Linked DNA regions of Homo sapiens: regions 1 and 2 are each linked to region 3. The links are chromatin contacts, found by Hi-C or POLR2A ChIA-PET in ENCODE. All regions are on one chromosome and are shown on one strand. The core of a region is the stretch at or near the end of the contact, and the rest is flanking DNA. Distances in the headings are between cores, read along the strand shown.

Evidence for each region. A loop is a pair of places that touch in the nucleus more often than their neighbours do. ChIA-PET counts read pairs that join two places held with the same protein, here RNA polymerase II (POLR2A). Pooled maps may share reads with other maps.
Region 1: a loop to region 3 is called in a map of endothelial cell of umbilical vein, with 4 times the contacts of the local background. The contact joins the enhancer-like site here to the promoter of MIR137HG in region 3. A Hi-C loop is called at or near these places in 6 of 168 maps with a recorded cell type or tissue (A673, IMR-90, MCF 10A and 3 more), 4 of 37 single-sample maps with no recorded cell type and 7 of 50 pooled maps. POLR2A ChIA-PET finds 5 or more read pairs at or near these places in 1 of 52 experiments (PC-9).
Region 2: a loop to region 3 is called in a map of PC-9, with 2.7 times the contacts of the local background. The contact joins the promoter of LINC01776 here to the promoter of MIR137HG in region 3. A Hi-C loop is called at or near these places in 3 of 168 maps with a recorded cell type or tissue (IMR-90, PC-9 and endothelial cell of umbilical vein) and 3 of 50 pooled maps. POLR2A ChIA-PET finds 5 or more read pairs at or near these places in 2 of 52 experiments (PC-9 and endothelial cell of umbilical vein).

Annotation. Positions count from the first base shown.
Region 1 is chr1:97,848,091-97,851,309 of GRCh38, reverse strand. All of the region lies in intron 2 of DPYD (dihydropyrimidine dehydrogenase), which reads left to right. Among named protein-coding and RNA genes, the nearest start is that of DPYD-AS2, 53 kb to the right of the region's middle. Within about 2 kb of position 1,774, at least 6 of the 41 ENCODE cell types and tissues checked have a DNase peak (open chromatin) inside an H3K27ac peak, as active enhancers do; they include A673, PC-9 and endothelial cell of umbilical vein, where a contact is called at or near this core.
Region 2 is chr1:98,208,863-98,212,030 of GRCh38, reverse strand. LINC01776 (long intergenic non-protein coding RNA 1776) reads right to left here and starts at 1,320. Exons shown (of 3, transcript NR_046088.1): 1 at 1,221-1,320. All of the region lies in intron 1 of LOC124900404 (a long non-coding RNA gene), which reads right to left.
Region 3 is chr1:98,047,921-98,051,229 of GRCh38, reverse strand. It overlaps MIR137HG (MIR137 host gene), which reads left to right and starts at 1,537. Exons shown (of 5, transcript NR_046105.1): 1 at 1,537-1,852.

The DNA of each region.
Region 1 (3,219 bases), core at 525-3,024, 200 kb after region 3:
TTATTTGAATAAGAGTATTAAATAAAGGGCAACAGAAGTGACATATATATATATATATATGGTAATTAGACAATGATAATTTATGTTCCAAAATTATAAATTGTTAGAAACTTATCATAGTGTATAAAAGTCTAAATGAAAATGTCCTTCCCTATATATTTTTGTATTAATAGAGATTATGGCTATCTGTTCTTCAAATAATATCTCCTTGAGCATCATTGCTTTGTGAAATGACAAAATATTATGACATATTTAACTTATGAAAGATCCTAAAGTTCTGTTTTACCCTCAGCTTTTCATAGTATGTGTTACTGTGTTTTATTACATAGACAATTTAAGAAACCAGAGGACAATTCATTTTTTTCTGTGAAGTAGCAAATTGGTAAGGAATCATGGGAGATAATATATCATATTCTTAAAAAGGACATGTGTTTTAAAAATCACCATTGATTTGATTTTTAATATATCATTTATAGAACAGATGGTGGAGTTATAGTTATAAGCAATGAAGTACAAAAATCACCTTGCTGGATGGTTTTTTTGTAGGCAATTTGCTCGATCAAATTAAGTTGGAAAAAATAGGTGACCGAATTCTATAGATGACACTATTGGTAGTTTTATTTTTACTGTGATCTCCTGTGTTTTTATCTGTCATGATTGCACAGCACCCTTTATATTCTTCTTCTTCTCATTTTTCCTTCTATTCAGTCACTCTGGCATTCTGAGGCTGATATTTTAGATATTTAAAACCGGATTCTACTCCAGAAAATCCATTTGTTTTAAAGAATTCATATGAGATAAAAGGACTGTTGAATCAAAGGACCAAATAGTTCATTAAGAAGCATTGTAAAAGTGAATAATGTACTAATAAAAAGTTTCATACTTCATTTTCATATCTAAGAATTTAGTTAAGCATATCTTAATTTATTTCTTTAATTAATACCTACTTTAGAAGTTAAGTAACAGAGAAAATTAGAGATTTAACCTACATTTTACCATTTGCAAGAAAGGTACAAAAATATTCTATACCAGCTGTAATCATGCATGACTTTAATCAGATATTTGGAGACCTATTTCAATTGCCTGCGGTGTTAGCTATTCAAACTCAAAATATTCTGTAAGATTCCCTTATAACTTGAGAAACAGATGACTCATTTCCCTTAGACAGCTCAGCTTGTGCAATTTTAGCTGTGGAGAATGAGCTGTCCATTATTTTTTATCACCATTCTCTGCTGAATGCATTTGCTCTTTCTTCCTTTCCATTGCTTGTGTTTGTTTATCTAATTTGGATTATTAGCATGCCATAATGGTCTATAATTTTTTCCCCTCAGTCATTTACTTCTCAGGCAGGAAATTTCTTAGTGCTCCTGAGGACAACAACAACATGTGATATTTTGTTTTTGTTAAAGTCACAAAATTAAAAGTTTAGAAGACACTCATGTCTTCAGGAAAAGCTCTATTCAAACACTGCTGAGGAATATTGGCCAGTATTGTTTCCTGTAATTTTGTAGAAATAAAATTTGTAAATTTGTAGAAATAAAGATAGAACTGATCTTTGTGATGAATGGCAAGTGTGGCAAACTTAAAATTAATCAAATATCTTCCTTTATTTTTATCATTATTATTAAGGTTCTTTGAAAATTATGAAAGATAATACAGTTCTTATTTGTGGAGTGCTTGGAGTGTGCTGGTTCTGGTGCCAAACTTCTAAGGTTCACATCTAGGCTCTGTCAGTTTCTACTCAGGAAACCTAGGCAAGTCATTTAAGCTCCGGGCTTCCGTTTTCTCAGCTGGCGAAAAAAAAAAAAATGAATGTAGAAATGGCTCTTTTACAGGGCTGTTGAAGTGTTTACAAATTAAGACATATAAAGCACTTGCTTAGAACAATGCCATATATAGAGTAAGAACTCAGTAAGAGTTAACTACTAAAGGATTTTTAGTGTACAGAATTCAGGAAATACATATACATAGAACAAAAGCAAATAGAATCACTTGAAATCCTACCACCTAGAAATAAGTCAATAACATTTTGAAGTGTGTTCATTTAATCTTATTCTATATGTCTATATTTTTATTTAAAAATGAGATTGTAGTGTATATTCCTAGTTTGTAACTTTGTTCATTTAAAATAATATGCAAATGTTTTGCATAATCTTGTATTATACTACACATTATTTAAGTGACTTCAGTATCACAATAATATGGTAATTTGGTTATCTAATGCTCTAGAGCTAATCATTAAATTTTTATACAGGGCTTTTTTTGTTTGTTTTGTTTTTTGCTATCATAACCAATGCCTCAATTGGTGTAATTGTAATCACTATCATTTCACGTATTTAAGAGTATTTCCTTAGGATATATACAGATTTTCTTTCTAATATTTAGATTTCAGTCATTACTTACAACTCAGACAAGCTTAAATTGATCCAATTTCAAATGTTTGGAGACATATGACTCCTAATCTCCTTATAATACACAGAAAAAAATCCCGAAACCTTTCTTCATTGTTTTCCTCTGAAAACCTTTGTTCTTTATTTGAGCTTCTCTAAAACAAGTGTAATACTCAAGATGCTGGTTAATGGTGCCATGCAGAGGGAGATTCTGCTTATACTTAATTATACAACATAATCTTTCCTTTATAAGTGTGATGCAATAGCACTGATTCATATCAAATTAAGCATTATTGTATATAATAATTGTGCTTGATATTTTCATGCTAGATACGCATAAAAGAAAACTAATACATCTGTTGCCCTAATAACATAAAATATAATTGCATTTCACAGTCCAACTTCCTGAATACTCTAAAGTAACACTTTCACATCCTCTTAAAAGATGAACTGAATTTACTTCACTTCACTCAATATGACATTTTTGGAAAATAGTCACTAAAAGTTTCTTAAATGTTTTTAAATAGAAGTGGTATTTGTGCAGCCTGCAATCCCAGCACTTTTGGAAGCCGAGGTGGGTGGATCACGAGGTCAGGAGATTGAGACCATCCTGGCTAACACGGTGAAACCCCGTCTCTACTAAAAATACAAAAAGTTAGCCGGCCGTGGTGGCAGGCGCCTATAGTTGGAGGTACTAGGGAGGCTGAGGCAGGAGAATGGCATGAACCCGGGAGGCGGAGCTTGCAGTGAGCCAAGATCACGCCACTGCACTCCAGCCTGGGTGATAGAGCGAGACTCCGTCTCAAAAAAAAAGAAGTGATATTTTCTC
Region 2 (3,168 bases), core at 71-2,570, 160 kb before region 3:
AAGAAGAATGAAAAATTTTAAGTAAATAACATTGGAGAAAAATCATAATTTGTGAAATATGAAGAATGACAAATTTCCATTTTAAAAATATAAGTTTTTAGTTTTTTTCTTACTGCAAAACCAATCCATGTTCATTGCAAGAAAAAAATGCAAAGACAAAAAGAACACAAACACAAACCATATTCCAAAAACCCAACTATAATCATTGTTAACATTTTAAGTATTTCTACATCAAAAACGGAATCATAGTAATCATATATTTCGTAACCTACTCAATCAGTGTTCTACATGCATCAAACACCCAGGCATCTCCTGGGTGGGCTTTGACCTACTTCAAACATGCATACCTGAAATGCCTTGGGGATGCCCACAGATGCATCTACTCAGTGCCTGTCCACACATGAATAACCTGGAAGTGTGGAAGAATTAACACCCCAGAGGGAAAAAAATGACCAATAGATATAGAAGCCAATGGACACATTCTTCCCCCTTTCTGCTCCCAACCCTTACTCTACAGAGTCTAGAGAGATGCTTTACATGGCTACTTGAGGAGGGCTCAGCCTCACTTAACCAGCAATCAGTTTAACTCAGCAGTGACCAATATCACTATCAATATCAATAATGCCTTCTCCTCCTGTTGGCTCTCCCTTTCTTCCCTGCCTTACTCCCCTGCTCTGTCACTTCTCTTTCCTGGGATGGCACTTGCTAATAAAGCAATAGTACATAAGCCATCTGCCATTAGATTTGCTTCCTGGGAAACCCAGGTTTAGCCACCTAATTTTTATCTTAAAAATATATGTTAAATGTACTTTTCTGTCACTATCAATTCTTCCATACATAATATAAATTCAATACGATCATAGACCTTGTTTTTCTTCCTTAATTCTTTATGCTCAGTATCTAGATTAGTATCAACACATTTTCAATGCCTACAAGAGTGTATCATTGCTGCGAAGGTATGAGTCCACCTACTTACATTTTTACTAGTGTATACCTCAATATATTCATTCAGACCACACTTGGACATTCAAGTTGTTCCTAATTTTACCTATGTTAATGTGCCATGGTTAGGCAGCAAACTCCGGGCTCAAACACATGATTATTTCTATATTCTTAAAAGCGATTTATCTGAATCAAAGGTTATGCACAATTTTAGGAATATTTTACAAGCATTTGCTATCCTATTTGAATAAAAATTATGATATTCTATTCATTTTTACCTGTCAGCATTTCTTCTAGTGAACCAAGGTATTCTCATAGCATTGGCAGAGGAAAAGGCATAATCCATGTCCATCTTTTTCATCAGCTTAAAATCCATGTGCTTTTATGGGTGGCAATGAAGCGATGAGTAGCCTCAAGCCAGCAAATTTGGAGTGGGGAGAAGAATTAAACCTCAAAAATCCTTGCTGCTGAAACAATATTTTTTTCTTTTCTTCTTTTTCTTTAATAATGGTATCCCTCTTCCCACTATCCTTCCCAATTGTAATTTACTTTTCATGTCACAGAACTTAGCACCAAACAAATTACACACCTTATCCAAAGCTATTGGCTCAAAATGCTCAGACGGCTGTTTTCACTATAAACCACAGGCAAAGTGATTCCAGGGTGTTGTTTTTCTGATAGTAAAAGAAATCCTGGAAACTCTTTACAATTATTCCTGCATGGATCAATGCGGCGTAGAGCGGTAGTCCAGAGATCAGTAGGAGACGTATTTGAAGCTGAATCAATGCTGACAAAGAAATACTTGCCATTCCTCAAATACTTGAAGTACCTCATTTCCTATGAACTGGATTATCTCTTCATAAATTGTGGGCAACAGCTAAGATAAGTTTAGCCCCTGCCTTTGCTACCAAATATGGCAAGCGGATTTGTGAGTAATGGAGACAACCAAGAAATCAGTTTCAGAACCGCACCCCGCCCCCCTCAAAAAAAAAAAAAAAAGAAAAAGAAAAAGAAAGAAAACAATTTTTATGGTTTGGGAAACTAATCAGTCCCTTCTCTGCATGAAAGAAAAAGCCACACTTAGAAACCTGTTTGCTGCAATGAGTTTGAATGCCTCATACCTGGCTTGGTATTAAAACTTAATGTTGGAATTTGGAAGACTGCTTTCATCTAGTATTGAGTTAATTATTGGACAAGTACATTAAAATGGGTTGATCTCAGAAAATCAGCTAACAGCCCTTATCATACTCCTCTATATCAAAGCAATGTCACTGAGCATCACTACAAACAGTTAGAAAATTAAGGCTTTTTTTCCTCTTAAAATATTTTCTGTCTCAAAAAGTTCTTTATAATGTGTGATAAACTTCTTTAAATAAGATTTTCTCAAATTTTCTTTAAAAGTTTCAATTAAACATATGTTTTTTAATGGGGGCAACCGAACCATATCACGGATGAAAAATAAAATCACCAGGTATCCAACAGAAGGGCCAGTGGGTAAATCAGGCTGCCTGGGCTGAGTGTAAAACAGATCTGTTCATTGCAGAACTCGGGGGATTGAAATAAAACCTCCAACACATGTCATCAATACATTTCTGCTTTAATAAACACCGCTTAAATTTCCCCTGGCATTTAAAAAAATGCATATTAAAAGGAAGAACATGCACAATTCAGGCTAAGGACAAATCTTGAGCCTTCTCAAGTAGAAATGTGTTCAATTTGATAATTTTGGTGCTGTGTCTATGGAGAGAATGAAACTTTGTTCCACCCCCATCTACAAATTTTTATGCACCTATTGATAAAATCTGTAGATGTCCTTGGCCCAATAAAAAGACAAAAAGAATACTGCCTGCCTGCACAAACCATGACGCTCTCACTGCAAACCATCTCAAAGACCTCTCTCTCTCTAATCAAAACAATTCACCAAGGCTGAGTGATGATCTGAAAGAAAAAAAAAAGGAGATAAAATAACAAAGAAAATAAACCAAACTAACACATTTTTAACCTACATATGTTGAAATATAATTTCTTACAAATAAACAAACAAAAACATGATGTTTTGACTAAATGTTTTTGATTAAATGCTTACTTTAAAAATACAAAAAAGAAAGACCCAGTTATAGAATAAACATTGCCAGGAGAACAAAAGCTATACAATTTACCACAAATTTGCTCTTTCTTTCATTTTAGCATAGACATGACCTTACCTTTTATATGTTAAATGATTAA
Region 3 (3,309 bases), core at 288-2,787:
AAGGCTGCTGAACTATTAGACTTGAATATCTGACTATGACCCTGGAATGTTGTGTAGGTTGGAAAGAGTGCTTAATTAATGTATATTGAAACAAAAGATCAGGTAAATTGTTTGATTTGTCTTCAAGCTATATTTTTAGACTAATTTAATTCATAACTGTTAGGTTTTTTTTTCCTTAAAGAGATTATCAAAGTTTTAGGAGACACATTCATCTTTAGAATTTTCCTGAACACTAATTGTTTACTACAGAATTTATGTAATGTATGTTACCAAAGAAAAGACAGCAGAATCAAAGTGACCATAGTTTTCAGTGTTCAAATGGATGACAAAAATCAGAGGAAATATGGAATTTTGAGATATATTTAATAAAAGATAGTCACATATCTAGATAATAAACCCTATTTCAATATTTTTTAAACCTATAACTATAAATGGGTGGGGGGCAGTCATCCCATTGTTTGCAATATGTCTTCTTTCCATGTATCAAACATTATTTTTTAAAACTGGTTTAAACTTAAAATCACGATCAACAATTAGTGAGTTATCTCTTTTATTGCTATATATTTTTCTATTACAAGTGGAATAGAATTTATTGGCTATCGATAATCCACACTCTCTTTCCCTCCTTCTCGGTATTTCCACTCCCTCCCCCATCCCTATATTTCCCCATCAACTGATCTGGGAAGACTGGAAACAGACCAAAAGGGGTTTTGGCTAGAGAGAGTAATTACAGAATTAGAAAGGAAAACTCTTCTCATCTCCTCACTGCAATCATACTTAATGTTCATTATGTCAATTTTAAATGATACAAAATGCCTTCCCCAAAAGGCATCCTGGTTTTAAGAAGTCAAAAGGGTACCTGGCATTAAACAACCTTGAATCAATCCTGGTGGGATTAACTGGACTGAGTTTCTGTATACTGCACATGCTATGGATCTACTTTGATCACAGTAAGGAAAAAAATGAGAATAGATTTTTTTTTTAAAGAATTGCTGCACAGGAGTGTTCCGTTTCTTTTATATGGCAGAGTTTGATCTTGATAAAAACCTTTTAAAACATCCTTTTCCCCCCACTATGGTAAAGAGATCATATCTGTTTTTGCTTTTCTTTAAGAAAAGAAAATGGGGATTGCTTACACGGGGAAAGAAAATTTTATTCTCCAACACCCCCTCCCATTCTACTAAACCATTTTAGTCGACATATGTTTGTTATCAGAGAGAGGTGCTGTGAACACACAGCCATTTTCTTAGCAGCTTTTTGACTGTATGTTACCATAGTCCCACAAGGCATTGGTCCTTTCCCATTGGGAAGTCATGAATAAGAGACTATGAAGCTTGCACGTCAGATCTTCCTCAATTAATCCACCATTAGCATGTTTGGGATCCACTACTGGATGGTTAACAGCAGCTTTTGTAACTGTACGCCGACCATATCGAATTATGCTCTGCTAAAAATGAACTCTTTGCAGACCAACCCTCTCGGCTGTCAGTGTTTTCCGTTTTCCTATTTTAACGTTTGTGTATAGTGGCAGGCGACAGATGGTGTAGATCAGATCGATTTGATTGCATTAGATGATTTTTTCCCTTCCCCACTCCTTTCTGGAAGCTCGCATCAGCTGAAGGCTATCGCCTGGGACTCCTCGGAAGCATGAGCAAGCCGCCACCACGCGAAGGCACTGGGGCACAGCCAGCGCGAGGCGCCGAGGTCCCTTCCCAAGGCTTGTTAACACTGTAACCCGGCACTCGGAGAGAAGAAGCAGCTCACACTGCCCAGAGCCTACCTCACTGCACATCAGATGACTCCCTGGCTTCTACACACAGTTGGAGTTCCGCTTGAAACCTGGATTTAGAGGGTAAGCACTTCAATCGAGATGGATTTGTGACAGTTACTTTGCCATACAGCAAGACAAATCTCAGCAAACGTAAAGGATGTAGGATGTATGGCAGAGGCAGACTATGTTTACATCGAAAAATGTGTTTCTTTTTGTCTGAGAACGAGAGTATTATTCAGTAAAGATGTGTATACTCTTTTTCCATTGACTGTAAGAGTCGACTACCACCCTCCTCCCGATTTTTTCTCTCTCCTTGGTGTTTCCCCCTTTCTACTTGAGAGGGAAGGAGAGAGGGAGAGGGAGGGAGTCAAGGGGGAAGAGAAAGAGGGAGAAGGGGGGGAGAGAGAGAGAGAGAGAGAGAGAGGCATTTCAGCTTTAGCTTAATTGGCTTATTTCCTCAAACCCATTGCTTTGTCGCGTTTCTTTATGTATTTTTGGTTGCAAATTGCGAAGCGATTAACTGGGATGGGTGTTGGAGTATGGGGGATAGCATAGGAAAGTACTGGGAACCGTCAATCAGTCGCGGTGGCCTTGAGAGATCAAAAGGTGCTGAAAGCCCCCTGCCCGCAAAACACACCTCTAGTTATTGGGGCGCGAGAGAAATGTAGATTCTAATAAACATGGCTTGCAGGAGTCGATGAACAAAGGTACTTAATGCGGACCTAAGCCTCCGCTGATATTGTTCCGCTAGCAGTATCTAAATATTCAAAAGCGAAGTGTAAGTTGATCAACAAACGCCCTGATGGTATTGGGCTTTTTCCCTTTTTTGTTTTTGTGTGGAGGGTGGAGAAGGGGGGGAGGGTGGATGGGTGGGGGAAATCCGACAGCTTAAGGAGGCTTGAATTGAATATGCACCCAGCGGCAGTGGTCTCGTAGGAAATGGTGTTCTCGTAAGTCAGGCTGCCCCGCTCAAGCACGAGAGAGCTTTGGTTAGAGCTCAGAGCGTCAGTTCTGCTGCGAGTGCTGCCGGCAGTCGGCCCGGGTTGAGCTGTCCATTCGTCCAGGTGCTGAAGCTGGTGGAACATTGGGTAGGTAGGGAAAAGGCTGGCACTGCTACTTGGGTAGAAAGAAAGCATATCAACTGCGTTGTTCTAGTTTCTTAAAGCGTGCGAGTCTGTGGGTCAGTGTGTGTATATATTTTATTTTAATTGTGAGGAAGCAAAACTGAAGGAGACTACTTGGAAAGCATTGAAAAGCTGTGTGGGTATTTATGCTGTGATTCTGATGCCCTGTGTATTGGGGTGTGTGTGTGTGTGTGTGTGTGTGTGTGTGTGTGTGCCTCCCTTGACCATCCTTTTGAGTTTATAACGTTCCATTTACTAAATCCAAGCCTATCTGTATAGTGTGTTTCTTGTTTTCCTTTTAATATTAGTTGAGATTTAAATAGAAGAGTGCAGAAGCAAATGTACACTTTGCTCATAGACTATTGCATTACTTTCCCTAAGGGCTTTTGTTTCTAGGAGTTCAAGCTGAAGAGA